2 separate regions of the Homo sapiens genome follow, and region 1 is linked to region 2. A link is a loop called in an ENCODE intact Hi-C map of the cell type or tissue named here. Cell type or tissue: heart left ventricle. All regions are shown on one strand. Each heading gives the region's core, and the rest is flanking DNA. Links, peaks and the distances in the headings are about the cores only.

The links. A loop is a pair of places that touch in the nucleus more often than their neighbours do. Peaks named below come from ENCODE experiments on the same cell type or tissue, not always from the same donor. Only the 100,000 strongest peaks of a DNase experiment are listed, where the experiment ranks them.
Region 1: a loop joins it to region 2, with 4 times the contacts of the local background. A loop is called at or near these places in 26 of 110 quality-filtered maps.

What each region holds. Positions count from the first base shown.
Region 1 is chr1:245,821,824-245,829,168 of GRCh38, forward strand. The region is part of intron 10 of SMYD3 (SET and MYND domain containing 3); the gene reads right to left. Among named protein-coding and RNA genes, the nearest start is that of SMYD3-AS1, 280 kb to the right of the region's middle. In heart left ventricle, for the core only: a CTCF peak has its summit at 3,458 (motif pointing right); no DNase peak of the experiment used is centred there.
Region 2 is chr1:245,993,945-246,001,289 of GRCh38, forward strand. The region is part of intron 5 of SMYD3 (SET and MYND domain containing 3); the gene reads right to left. Among named protein-coding and RNA genes, the nearest start is that of SMYD3-AS1, 110 kb to the right of the region's middle. In heart left ventricle, for the core only: no CTCF peak of the experiment used is centred there; a DNase peak (open chromatin) is centred at 4,177.

The sequences.
Region 1 (7,345 bases), core at 1,478-6,477, 170 kb before region 2:
ATGCAAATCAAAACCACAATGAGATACCATCTCACACCAGTTAGAATGGCAATCATTAAAAAGTCAGGAAACAACAGGTGCTGGAGAGGATGTGGAGAAATAGGAACACTTTTACACTGTTGGTGGGACTGTAAACTAGTTCAACCATTGTGGAAGTCAGTGTGGCAATTCCTCAGGGATCTCGAACTAGAAATACCATTTGACCCAGTCATGCCATTACTGGGTATATACCCAAAGGATTATAAATCATGCTGCTATAAAGACACATGCACACGTATGTTTATTGCGGCATTATTCACAATAGCAAAGACTTGGAACCAACCCAAATGTCCAACAATGATAGATCGGATTAAGAAAATGTGGCACATATACACCATGGAATACTATGCAGCCATACAAAATGATGAGTTCATGTCCTTTGTAGGGACATGGATGAAATTGGAAATCATCATTCTCAGTAAACTATCGCAAGAACAAAAAACCAAACACCGCATATTCTCACTCATAGGTGGGAATTGAACAATGAGATCACATGGACACAGGAAGGGGAACATCACACTCTGGGGACTGTTGTGGGGTAGGGGGAGGGGGGAGGGATAGCACTGGGAGATATACCTAATGCTAGATGACGAGTTAGTGGGTGCAGCACACCAGCATGGCACATGTATACATATGTAACTAACCTGCACAATGTGCACATGTACCCTAAAACTTAAAGTATAATAATAAAAGAAAAAAAAAAAAAGCCACCGCCAGCATGCCTCTAGTTGCTGCCTCAGTCTGAGGAGCTCGGCTGTTTTACTGCTGACACCATCTTATGGTATCCTTTGCACGATGCTAACTTCCTCCGCTGAGGGTGAAGCCTCACTTACCATTCTCTGCAGCAATCCCACCAACCTCTCATCCAGTGACTCTAGTGGGGCCCTTTCACTGGGCCCACTTTGTACTTGGCTCTCCATAGTTCCTCTTAACTCCGTGATCAAAAGACATTTTTACATGTGTTATAAGCCTCTTTTAAAAAAATCTTCCTAGGAAAGACTCTCTTCAAATCTCTACTAGAACAGGGCTGCATCCAAGTGAGTCCTTAATAAATAGAATTTGATCATGGTAAGAAGACATGTCCCCTGCTCGTGTTCTTGTCAGTCCTGAATGGGTGAGGCAAAGTGCTCAGACACTGTGCTAGCAAAGGGATTTTCAGTCTCTGCCTCCCTAATTATGACATTCTTTTTCTGCCTCCCACAGGCACAAGGGCCCTGACGAGGGAGTGCTCAGTTCTTTGGTGTGAAATATAGTAAGATAGAGGCCATTGGCTTCAGAGGAATAGAGCTGGATAAAAAAGTACAAAAGGAATGTGACCAGTAACAGGAATGGCATTTAGAGGACCTGATTCATCTCTTCTACATTGTTCAGGACGATTGCAAAATCCATTTCTCCTTCTCTGTCCCTGCTTCTCTGCCCTTCCCCCAAGCTTTCTTGCTCTCTGCCACACGTGCGTGTGCACACACACACGCGCGCTCGTGCTTGCTCGCTCTCGCTCTCTCTCTCTCTTTTCTAAGGCTCCAGGCATCCGTCCCTGGAGAAGTGCACCTTGGGAAGGCGATGAAATGAAAGAAGGGCACATCCTCCTTTAACCCCAAACATCTGAAGTCAGCGCCGCGCACTACTGCGATTTCCTGGGCCAAATGCATTGTTCAGGCAAAGCTCCCATTCATGTCAACAGTCTCAGCAGGATTTACCAAATTCAGCCATATGGACAATATTCACAGATACTCATTCAAGAAGCTCTCACAGTTCCAACTTCCACCTTGTTGACTCTCTCTCATCTGTTTTTCCCACAAGTCGTTCAATTCAGTTGTTGGGCAACCGTTCAGGGAAGCCTTTAAGTAGAGATTTCTGCTCTCTCATTGGGCAGAAGAGAGGACAGGCAAAACAGTGAGACCGCCAAATGAGGAAAGAAAATTGGAAGCACTTCTCTGATTTAGTACCAAACTTGCTCCAGGATAAAACTGCACTATACCAAAAACTCTGGCAGGGTATCAGGTACTATGGGGTGGGCAAAGTTCCCAGGTTTTACTTCCAGAGCTGACTGCACCAGGGAGACCCACGTGCTCCCGAAGGCACCGCACGCAGGGCAGGGCATGGCCAGAATGACAGCAGATGTCAGCTCTGGACTCTTAAGGACCCAAAGGTCCAGGGTCACATTTTTTGTTACATACCAGCTTCCTCCCCTACTCACGACTGGAGAGTTGTGGCTTCTGCCCCCTTCAGTCACAGCTACTTGGGGTGTCTGAAAGCATCAGGGCCATGCCATCTAGCAATCTTCCCCAAAGTAGGGAAACAGCGGTACCCTGCACAAGCTTGGCATAGAGGTGTTCCCTCAAAATTATCTTTGCACACAGTTGGAGGATGACCAAAATATAGGTTGCCATTTAGGCAAATGACACGAAGGAAGAGATGCTTTGTAGCTAAGTATCTTTTCCATACTGGGCACCCACTAAAGGTTAGCTGTATACATGAATGGATCGATGATTGGATGAAACGACACATGAAAGGAAGGCATTGTTTTCTCAACCAAGCCAAGTACTAAGTAATCTTTGAAAATGAAAACTCAGGCCGGGCGCAGTGGCTCACGCCTGTAATCCCAGCACTTTGGGAGGCCAAGGCGGGTGGATCACTTGAGGTCAGGAGTTCGAGACCAGCCTGGCCAACATGGTGAAACCCCCAACTCTACTAAAAATATAAAAATTAGCAGCCAGGCACGTTGGCTCACGCCTGTAATCCCAGCACTTTGGGACGTCAAGGCAGGCGGATCACCTGAGGTTGGGAGTTGGAGACCAGCCTGATCAACATGGAGAAACCCTGTTTCTACTAAAAATACAAAAATTAGCCAGGTGTGGTGGTGCATGCCTGTAGTCCCAGCTACTTGGGCGGCTGAGGCGGGAGAATTGCTTGAACCCAGGAGATGGAGGTTGCAGTGGGCCGAGATCGCACCATTGCACTCCAGCCTGGGCAACAAGAACGAAACTCCGTCTCAAAAAAAAAAAAACAAAAAAAAAAATTAGTCGGGTGTGGCGGCGTGTACCTGCAATCCCAGCTACTCAGGAGGCTGAAGCAGGAAAATTGCTTGAACCCGAGAGGCAGAGGTTGCAGTCAGCCGAGATCGTGCCACTGCACTCCAGCCTGGGCAACAGAACAAGACTCTGTCTCAAAAGAAAAAAACCAAAACAAAACAGGAAAATGTAAACTCGCCAAGAGCTCAGCAGGAATGGACGTGTTACTCTCAGAGTAGACCCCATAACAGCCACCCAGACACGTGAGAATGCAGCTTTGCCTTAAGACAGACATTAAAGGAAGAAATTCCACCACCTCTCCCTGTAATCTTTGCCAGCGTGTGTCAGCCATCACTCTTGGGAAGCTTTTTCCATCTCCCTACGTTCTCTTAGATTTGGAAACCCACAACGGCTCCCAACAAGCTCCTCTAGATGGCTCCACACCTTCGGCTTGTGGTTTAAGTCCCTCTTCAGTTGTTCCTGAGTCTCATATCTAGAGGAAACTACTACGGGGGAAGTTACTGGGATGAGATTGGCAAGCGGCCCCTCCACCTGGGATGAGATTGACAGGCGGCCCCTCTATCTGGCCTGCTTCTCTGTCTTCAGGCTGGAAAGGGGCTCACTAGGTGGGCGGAGGGCTTCTGTGTCTTCAGGCTGGAAGGGGCTCACTAGGCGGGCCGAGGCCATGCGTGGCCCTCCCTGGGCATCTTGTCCCCCTCTCTGTTCAGCTTTTAAAAATGCCTTTGTGGGCTTTGTTGTGGGTAGGGCTTTCTCCTACCTGTTCCATGAGTCTGGAAGCCCCTGTGAGAGAGGAATTGATGAGCACAGCAAGAAACAGAACTTCACTGAGCATGCTGAACATGTGTCATTATTCTAAATACATTTTTCTTTAATTCCTATGACAATCTGTGAGACAGATACTAATTATTCCTATTTTACATCTACAGAAATCTAAAGTTTAGAAGAATTAAGTAACTTGCCCAAGGTCACTGCCTGAGTAATGACGTATCTGGGTCTAGAATTGAAGTCACTCTACGAAAACTCCACGTCATTTTCTCCTAAACGACCTTCCTATGAAGGCAAAGACCTCCTCTGCCTTAATCATCTATCTCTGCTCCTACATCTAGTACCTAGCATCTGCTTTCTATGTTGTATTTAATTAAATATTTGTTAAATAAAAATGGAAGAATATGCATCATGTATTTGTGCCACTAGGTTTTAAGGTGTACAGTTCAGTACTATTAAGTATATTCACACTGTTGTATAACAGTCATCCAGAACTTTTTCATCTTGCAAAACTGAAACTCTATACCCATTGAACAATTCCCCATTTCTCCTCCCTCCAGTCTCTGGCAACCACCTTTTTACGTTGAATTTGCCTGCTTTAGATACTTCATATAACTGGAATCAAATAGTGTTTATCTTTTTGTGGCTGACTTCACTTAGCGTAGTGTCTGCAAGCTTCATCCATGTTGTAGCATGTGACAGGATTTCCTTGTTTTTGTTTTGTTTTGGTTTTTAAATAGAGAAGGGGTCTCACTATGTTGCCCAGGCTGGTCTCAAACTCCTGGGCTCAAGCGATCCTCCTGCCTCAGCCTCCCAAAGTGCTAGGATTACAGCCATGAGCCGCTGCATCCAGCCAAAATTTCCTTGTTTATTAAGGCTGGAAACACTACATTTTATTTCCCACGCCAAGTTTCTTAAATGACCCATTTCATCAAGTTGCTTCCTTAAAACTCTCTCCTTATATTAGTTCGTTTTCACACTGCTATGAAGAACTGCCTGAGACTGTGTAATTTATAAGGGAAAGGGGTTTAATTGACTCACAGTTCCGCATGGCTGGGGAGGCCTCAGGAAACTTAAGATCACGGCAAAGGTGAAGGCGAAGTGGAAGCAAGGCAGCTTCCTCACAGGGCGGCAGGAAGGAGAATGAATGCAGGAGGAACTACCAAACGCTTACAAAACCATCAGATCTCAAGAGAACTCACTCACTATCATGAGAAGAGCATGGAGCAAACTGCCCCCATGATCCAACTACCACCACCCAGTCTCTTCCTTGACACATGGGGATTATGGGGATTATAATTCAAGATGAGATTTGGGTGGGGACACAAAACCTAACCATATCACTCCTTTAATTCAGCTTCACTCTCGGAAGAGCTTTAATACAATGACAGCCACCGCTGCTACCTGTTGAGCACTCACACTGCGCTAACGGAGCCTCTCACACGTTTTCACAGAAACTTCAGGGTTATGACTGTGATCTGTAGATGAGAAAGTTGAGGCCCAGGGAGATTAAACGGCACGTTCAAGGCCACACTGCTTCCAAGTGCAGCAATCTGGACCTCTGACCTTCCCCAGCTCCCTCTGACTCTACAGCCTGTTGTCAGTCACTAATCTTTACTGCCTTCCAGTGAGCCTTAGAGATGATCAACACAACAGAGAGCGACACTGAGGCCCAGATACATGAGGTGACACCTGTGGCTGCGCTGCCCATTAGCTACAGAGCTGGGGTGATGCCTCGAACTCACGATGCCTGGCCCAGGGCTCTCTGCTCCATTCCACTTGCCTCCGGCCCACGTGACCTCTCCCCCAATCCACATCCCATGGTTTCCTCAAGATGCAGCTCAAGGCTCACTTCTTCCAGACAGTAAAATCCTCCCACACGCACTCCCGGTATTTCGCTTCTCCTTTGCTCTGCTGGCTGAATTCGGTTGGACACACACTCTCATAGCAGCATCATGTCCTACTCTATGATCTTCCAAGGAGGAAAGTGTGTTCCCCTTCCCATCCCACCACCTAAGAGTGTCCTGGAATTTGGCAGGGCACTTGATGAATGCTTTTTGACTGGCTATGCCATAAATTTATGCAATCTAAGAGCTGGGTGGGCCCTGCCTTATCACACTTATTTTCCAGGTGAGAAACTGAGACCCAGAGATGTGAGGTCACTCATGTGGTTACAGAGCTAATTAATGAGGAGCCGAGTCCAGAACCCAGTCTTCTGTCTTCTAATCTGTCCTCTCCTGCTGCTGAGCCCATCTAACCAGGATTCTTTATCATTTTGCAGCACAGAGTTGTGCCCTAAAGCCTGAAGTGGGCAGACACGAGGAAAGAAAGGTTAAATTCTACATTTAGTCATTTTAAGGAGATATGAAAGTACTACCTTTTTATTTCCATAGGGAAAAAAAGATGAAAAGGAATACTGAACAGAAAGAAAGGAATAAAAAGCAATGCAAATTCCTAGTCTTTATCCACATATTAAATAAAGACACTCTGTCCTTCTCCCTCTGTCCCCTCCCACCTCAATATTGCTTGCTCCTTAAGACGGGCCAGGGAAAATGCAATTCTCTCCAGAGTAAAGTGTGAAAGACTAGAGAGGTGCATTAACATTTTATAACCTCAAAATTCTTCAATAAATTAACATTATTAAAGGATATCTGGTTCTTCAGTACCTTGAAAATGAAATGACACCTTCTAGAAAATATAGATTCACCTCATTTGCAGGTTTGCTGTATTGTTAGAGCCATCTACATGTCCCTTTCCAATAAAAAGAAAGGAAGTCATACACCTCTGAAGCATTTTATAGTTAATGAAACACTTGAACACATTATTTTTTTTTGATGATAGGTCATTATGTGCTTATTTTTTGACATTTTAAAAGTTTTATTGTATGTTTAATAGACAAATAATAATTGTACAAATTTATAGGGCATGGTGTAATGTTTGGGTACATGTACACATTTTTATCCCAGTAAGATGTAAATCTTTGGAGAAAACCTGATGCAGATAGAAGAGGCTTCTGATACATATTAGGACATGGATGTCAGTTTTTCTGATTTTTTTTTTTTTGAGACAGGGTCTCATGTCGCCCAGGCTGGAGTGCAGTGGCATGATCTCGGGCTCACTGCAACCTCCGCTTCCCGGGTTCAAGCATTTCTTGTGCCTCAGCCTCCCAAGTAACTGGGATTACAGGCATGAGCCCCCACGCCCAGCTAATCTTTGTATTTTTAGTAGAGATGGGGTTTCGCCATGTTGGCCAGGCTGGTCTCGAACTCCTGACCCCAGGTGATCTGCCTGACTCGGCCTCCCAAAGTGCTGGGGTTAGAGGCATGAGCCACCACGCCCGGCCAGTTTTTCTGATTCTACTTACTAACTCACACTTACCCAAGAGTTGTCCTCTTCACCTTCTTAGCCTGGCTTTTTTTTTTTTTTTTCTGTACTGCCCTCCAGAAGGAAGACAATCACTTTTTTTTTTTTAAGATAGGTCAACAGATTTTAATGTGAGATAGTATGAA
Region 2 (7,345 bases), core at 1,504-6,503:
ATATCCAATATTCCATCCAGGGGCTTCCTCAAAATGGAAAATCCCCATGGTTAATCGCTTTAGATGCATAGAAAATCGTTCCGTTCTAAGGTGTAGGAAGAAATCCAAAAGGACTTGTCTTTTCTGGTTGGTCCATCATCGCTCTCTCAACTTCTTTTCATTGCACTTTTCATTACAGAAATAAAATAAAATGTCGGAAGAGTTTCTGTTACTCTTATCTTTCCCAAGTCACATTAAGTAGGAATTTTTAATTTAAGTGCATTCCATTTCTAAAGCCAGGAAAATCTGCCCACACGAGGTGCTTCATAGCATACACATTAGGAACTCCTCTATGGTTCTCATTATTTACACCCTTCCTCGGATGTGCCCTGTGTGTTTTGAGAGTCAGAGATTGGCCCGACAAAATGAAAGCGAAGGCGTCAGCTGAGAGGGACGCGGGGCTTTAGGTAAAGGACACACGATGAGAGGCCCTGGCCATCGGGTTACTGTTGTCCACGTGTCGGATGGCTAGAGACGCTGTGAGAGTTACTCTCTCTAGAGGTCAGCACTTTGGATGCCCTCACCCTCTGAAATAAGCATTTTCTCCCGGGACATCAAGGAGCTGGGGACTCCAAGCATTTTCCTCACCACTCTGGTCATCTCCCACATTTAGGAGGAAAGTTCTACTTCCATGAGGCCTTTGCTTGCCTCATTTCAGAAATAGGGGAGGGCCTTCTCATAAAATGACTTTTTATGCCTTAGTTAAGAGCATATGTTTAATTTACCACTCACTTCCCTCTCATTATCCATCTATGTGCGGATCACAGTACTAGGTGGTATGAAGTGAGACTGAGAAAGTAAGAGATGAAGAAACTTAAAAAAAAAAAGCTGTAAAAAGGACACAGGTAAAATCTAACCTTCGGCTGGGCGCAGTGGCTCACGCCTGTAATTCCAGCACTTTGGGAGGCCGAGGTGGGTGGATCACAAGGTCAAGAGATTGAGACCATCCTGGCCAACATGGTGAAACCCTGTCTCTACTAAAAATATAAAAATTAGCTGAGGGTGGTGGCATGCGCCTGTAGTCCAAGCTACCCGGGAGGTGGAGCTTGCAGTGAGCCGAGATTGCGCCACTGCACTCCAGCCTGGTGACAGAGCAAGACTCCGTCTCAAAAAAAAGAAAAAGAAAATCTAACCTTCGAAGAAATGGAATGATTAAGACACATGAATAAATAAAACACCACTTACCTAGAAGTTTCTAATGTCCAGTAAACAAATTGTCATGCTTGTTAAAGTTACATATCACAGGTGGCTTCATAAGCCTCAGGACAACCTGAGAAGCAGCCCTGTGCTACACGGAAGTCATGGGACTAGAGTAGAAACAACTAGGTCCAAACCCTGAATTCCGCATTAATTCATTTGTTGATTACGACGTCCACCCATATGACAAGTATTTAGCCTAAGTCTGTTTATACACCTGAGAAATGGAGAACAGTAACAAATGCCTGAGGGTGCTATAAGGATTAAACAGGTAATTTATGCCAACGTGTTTGGTAAATATTTACAGATGATACAATTATGAACTGTAGGGCTGGATGATATTTCAAGATATCAATTTGTGCTCTTCTCTTTGCATTGCCTTTCTTTTTCTCCCACAGATCAGACTCTGCTCAGTGCCTCAGGGGAGGCATGTGGCAGTAGAGAAAGCAGAAACCATCTGCAAAATCTGGGATGCAGTAGGGGGTGGGGGAGAGACTAATGCAGCCTGCAGGGCTGACGGAGCAGGGGCCTAGGCCCCAGTTCTAAGCAGGGCTGCCACCCAGAAGCACAACTTCCCCAGGAGGGGGATTTGGATAGACAGAGACACATGCAACTCCTGAGTCCTATGTGTGGCAAGGATGCATCAGAGAGCCAATAGACATGCACAGGGGGCAGGCCAAGAGAGCCATGCCCCTAACAGCTTGGTCCTGGGGATGAGCCCAGAACCCTGAGAAGGGAGATGAAGTTTTCCACCACACCAGTGGAAAGACAATCAGCCAGAAATTGGGCAGATGTATAGAAAAAAAAATGAAATGTTATTTTTGGCACATTAGAGTTTGGGGACTGAGTTTTATACCCATTATAATATTTAACTTCCCAACACCTAAAATCCTCCTGGCAGTTAACAACGAATGCCCAATGGAAGAAATGTTTCTTGTTTAATTTCATAAATACATATAGAGAAGCCATCTTCTCTGACTAAAAAGACCACAGATTGTGCTGCTCTAATGAAAAGAGCATTGGCAGGGCATAAATTCTGAAACGATTTTCTATATGTTGCTAGCCACATAGAGGATGCTAAATAAAAAGCTGTTGGCTGATGGGTGACAAATTGTCCAGGGCAGCTCATAACTTCCCTAGACTCTTGAGATCAATGGCACACACCTGCCAACCAGTGGGCTGGGATTAGGGGTATAATGTGTTGTGATGAATGGACCTTTTCTCCATGCAATGCTAATGGGTTTATATAGAATAGAATTCATGATACAGGTGTTATTTTAAACACTGTGCTCTAACCCCTTGAAAACTGAACAAATAGACACATACTCATTAGGCCAGGACCACATCTATCAAGTTACCTAATGCATTCCCAGAGCCTAGAAGACTACTAGGCACAGAGTAAAAATTCAGTAACTATCTGGTGAATGTTAACTCACAGAAGACACAATACTGCCTCTAACTTCACCTATGAAATGCAAAGTAGAGGCGTAACTCCAACAAATAAAGCCAAGCCCAGTATTTAAAAGCCCAAAACAAATGAAGTGCAACAACAGAACAAGAGCTGGCTAGCTTTCCAGTGTCCCCATCCAAACTAGGGACACCTACAGAAACACAGAAAGTTCAAAGCCTATGGGAGGGGAACGTGGGGGAGGGAGAGGGACTTATTTACCAGCCCCAGCTTTACACTTCCTCCATCTCCTCCTCTTCTTTAGCAAGATGCCTCTGTGCTTTCCATGAAGAAGTCGGCCCCAGAACATGACCTGCATCTCAGAGAAGTTCTGATTTATGAATTGGCACTGAGGCGACGTCGCTGGTGCGGAACACCATGACGTCTGTGTCTAGGGTATGCGCATATGCTGCGTTTTTCCGCAGGTGCCTCGCAGTCTGCTCTGGCTCTTAGGGCTTCCGAACTCAGTTCAGGGCATGGATTTTAATTAACGAAATGAAACACTGGCCCTACACGACGGGACACTTAATGAATTTATTTAATGATGCCAAATATGGGGAACCCCTTTAGGGAGAGAAGCAAAAGGAACAGGAGAAAAAGATCAATTTGTTAAAAGACAGTCAAAGCAACTGAGTGTTACTCTCAGACAGGGGGGATGTCAACTGGGGAGTGATCCCCAGAAAATCAACTTCATTGTGAAATCAGAAGTACGAGCATCTTTCTTTCAACTGGAATTCATTGAGCATCTACTGAGCTGCTATTTCAGCACGCTTGCTGCTGGGAGACACAGAAGACATCCTTCCTCCTCAACATGCTTCTGATAGACATTATTAAGAAAAACTATTTTTTTGGCTAGCAATGCAGTTTCACCTCACATGATTTCACTTCCTTGGAGCCGTGAATCAGCAGTGGCAGGGATTATCTCCCCTGAGGAAAACCAAGATGTGGGCTGGCTGGCTGGGGTAGGGTGGTGAGAGGCAGTGCTGTGCAGGAAAGGACTTTCTCCAGGCCAGCAGGCTATGCAGTTACACAGAGGAGCAAGCCCTGCACCCACCATCGTGATTCCCAACCCTTCCCCAGACCTCAGCACCTCCACCACCACCAGGGAAACAAGACACAGTCACGGCAGCGGACAGCACTTTAGGACAAAGGGGGAAGGACAAAGGCAGGATGTGAGGATGGTCAGGGAGTGATCAGAACTGCTGGGAGAAAGATCAGCCATTGCTAAGTGTGTCTTCAAGCCCTACACTTCCCTGGAGAGATCACAGCTTTCTCTGGCAGATGCTCAGACAAGAGGTCACGGATAGGCACTGTTCTGGCAATTGCCAGACAAACCAACCTCTTTCTGATCCCACTGAGAGGCTGGACAATAACACAGTCTGTAGACAAGGAAATTCAAAGCATGGCATTCCTCCAGGGAAAACGCTGTGCTGGACCAGGACCAGGGCCTGCCAACACCTGTGAGCAGACAGATTCCAAAATGTACAGTCACAGGCTGGCTCCTCTGAGGCTTGGCTCACAGTGCTTCATCAAAAGAAATAAAGATAAGGAAGTATCTTCCTGCTATCAGCCCCTGCTTCGGTGGCACCCCACTCATCTCTTACCCACCCTTGGGGAGGGAATGGAGATCTTTAACCCTGGGTAAAGAGTACAATGAAACTTCATTTTCTGAGCTCCCAGAGGTTTTGGAACGTGATAGCTCCTACAGAGACATGATTCTTGCTGAATAAATAATTCTAAGTCAGTGACCTGACTAGGGACTCATGTCTGAAGCACCGTTTGATTCTTCAATTTTCAATTTTTCCTCCTTTTATTTACTAGCCAATATTTCCATGTGACAACCACATGCCCATCCCATTAGGAGGGCTATTACAAAAGAAATGAAAAGTAAATATTGGTGAGGATGTAGAGAAACTGGAATCCTCGTGCATTGCTGGTGGGGATGCAAACTCCTGCAGCTGCTGTGGAAAGCAGTCTGGATGCTCCTGAAAAAGTTAAACTACCAAACGATCTAGCAATTCTGCTTCTCGGTATATGCCCAAAGCAAACGAAAGCAGCGACTCAACAGATACTTGCCCACCAATGTTCATCGAACATTATTCAATTTCCAAAAAGTGGAAACATCCCAAGGGTCCGTCATCAGATGAACAGAAAAAATGTGGTGTAGACAGAAAATAATATTTTGCCGTAAAAAGGAAAGGAATTCTAATAATGCTACGGCACAGACAAACCTTGAAGAGATTATGTTAAGTGGAAGAAGCCAGACACAAAAGGACAAATACTGTGTGATTCCACTTACGAGAGGTTCTGAGAGTAGTCAAACTCACAGAGACGCAAAACAGATTGGTGGTGTCCAGGGTTGAGGTGAAAGGGGAGTGGATGATTGTCGCTTCACGGGGTAGGAATTTCTCTGAGGTAAGGAAAAACTTAGAAATAGATATGGTGCACAAGACTGTGGATGTAATTAATATCACTGAATTATACACTCAGAGATCATTCAAATCACAAACTTTATGTTAGATATATTTTACCACCAAAAAAAACCCACAAAAACAACCAAACATGAAACCAAACTATAAAGAAGAAAACAAGGTGGAAATAAAAAAAAAATAAGAGCTTAAGAAATAAAAGGGGAAGATTGCAAAAAGCACACAGAATAATAACATTAGCAATGCTGCCATATTAACTGCATGTAGATAGTATTTACTCTGTGCCAGGAATTGTTCTGGGTGCTATCCATATAACAACTTGTATAACCTTCATGGGAACCCCTTGATGTAGGTTTTTATTATTATCCTCATTTTAAAGTTAATAATTCTGAAAACCAGCAAGGTTAAGTATCTTGCCCAAGATCACAGAGCAAGACATGGCAAAACCTAGATTTAAACCCAGAAACTCTTGACCTGGAATCTATGTTTTTAAACAACTAAGCTGGTTGCCAGTATAAAAGACCTAAGAGTGAGTCAAAAAAAGAAAAAAAGAAAGAAAGAAAAAGGATTTAAGGATAGGGATGTATAAACAATTATATACTACCTAAAGCAAGAGAGAGAGAAAGAGAGATAAAGACTAATGAAACCAACATACTGCATTCTTATTTCAAAAGTCAAATATTAATTGTTCCATAAATAGTACAGGATACTACTGATCTTTTAGGCTCACCCAAGTCTCTCCCAGAAAACAAACAATAAAGCAGAAAGAGCACGGAACTCGAGGTTATAAAATCTGCTTTAAAATCCTGGCTCAATGACTTACTTTGCTTACTTCTTCATTTAGCGAGTATGTAATGAGTACCTGCTAGGCACCAGGGAACATGCTGGCTAGTTCACTCAACGTTTTGAATCCTAGTTCCTCTTTTATAAAATTGGAATAATATACCTACTTCACAGGGTTAAGAAAGCTAAATGAGATAGGCTATGACTGTTCTTGACTCCTAGTTTACACTCAGTAATGGTTGACTGAAGATGTTTTCTCTTGCCTAGTTTCTCAGAATAAAAATTCGTGATGATGATAAGATATATAAATCATGCGGCTTGGGTTTTCAATGGAGGCATTGTGACTGCCAGGCTGTAGACAAATCTACACAGCTACTCGGCTCCTTGTGCCCCACCCTCTTTCTTACCCTTAAGCTGGCAAGATGATGACACATGGCAGGGCACCGATAAGTGTCGGTTTTTTTCTGTTCTTCCCAGAAGGGGTGGGAAGAGACAACAGAAAGGAGAAAGGAAAAGGAGACAGGAGAAAAAAGGAACATGGAAGAAAAAAAAACAGAATGTGAAGATGGAGATAGGATATTACTTCCTTCCCTTCTCTCCCACTGGGGTAGAAAGGGCTGTGGTCTGCAGGGGGCGTCCACCTTCCATTTCTCTCTAGAATGTCCCATAGCATCAACCATGCCCCTAAACCAAAAATGACACAAACCTTCTCCAGACTCTAAAAAGCCCCTTTGGACCACACAGGACTTCTCTCTGTTTCCCCCTCCCCTGGACACCACCATACACACAGTTCAATGATGACCTTTTATTTTGCATCATGGCCAAAACAGTTATTAAGGAGTTTCATTTCCAGGGCGCTCACTAATCAAGATAACAGAGACTAAAATACAAGGCCTACAAGCCTTACACTCATCACTGGTGATTCGCTGAGTTCACCTTGTCAAGTAAACTGTAAGATGCTGGAAGACAGAGAACGTATCTAACAGAACATATCTATCAGTGAGTATTTGCTAAAGCCACATCTTGACTTATGACATATGGAGTGTTTGGAAACAGAAGATCACATTTCTACATTCCACATAGATCGAAAGTCTAGCTAACTTAGAGACTGCTTTATTTTGTCCGAGTAAGGTTTTCCTTAATTTCTAAAGTTCTGTGATGGTAAGAAGAAGCCCACCAATTATCAGCCCATTTACACCACTTCACTCAAGTCTTACGAAATGAGGCCGCTGTCCTGCGCCCCCGACGAGGAGGGAAACGAGACTGATGCAAATGATACTCTAAGGCCAACAGACAGAACCATATTTAGGATCCTATCGGGCTAGCTCCAAACGCTGCCTTCCCACCTATTCACCTGAAGTTCCTTGTAATTTGTTAGTGTGAATTAAATGACATCTCGGAAAGTGTTGCTTCTGACTAGTGAGAAAGTTTTATGTCAAGAGAAGATGAA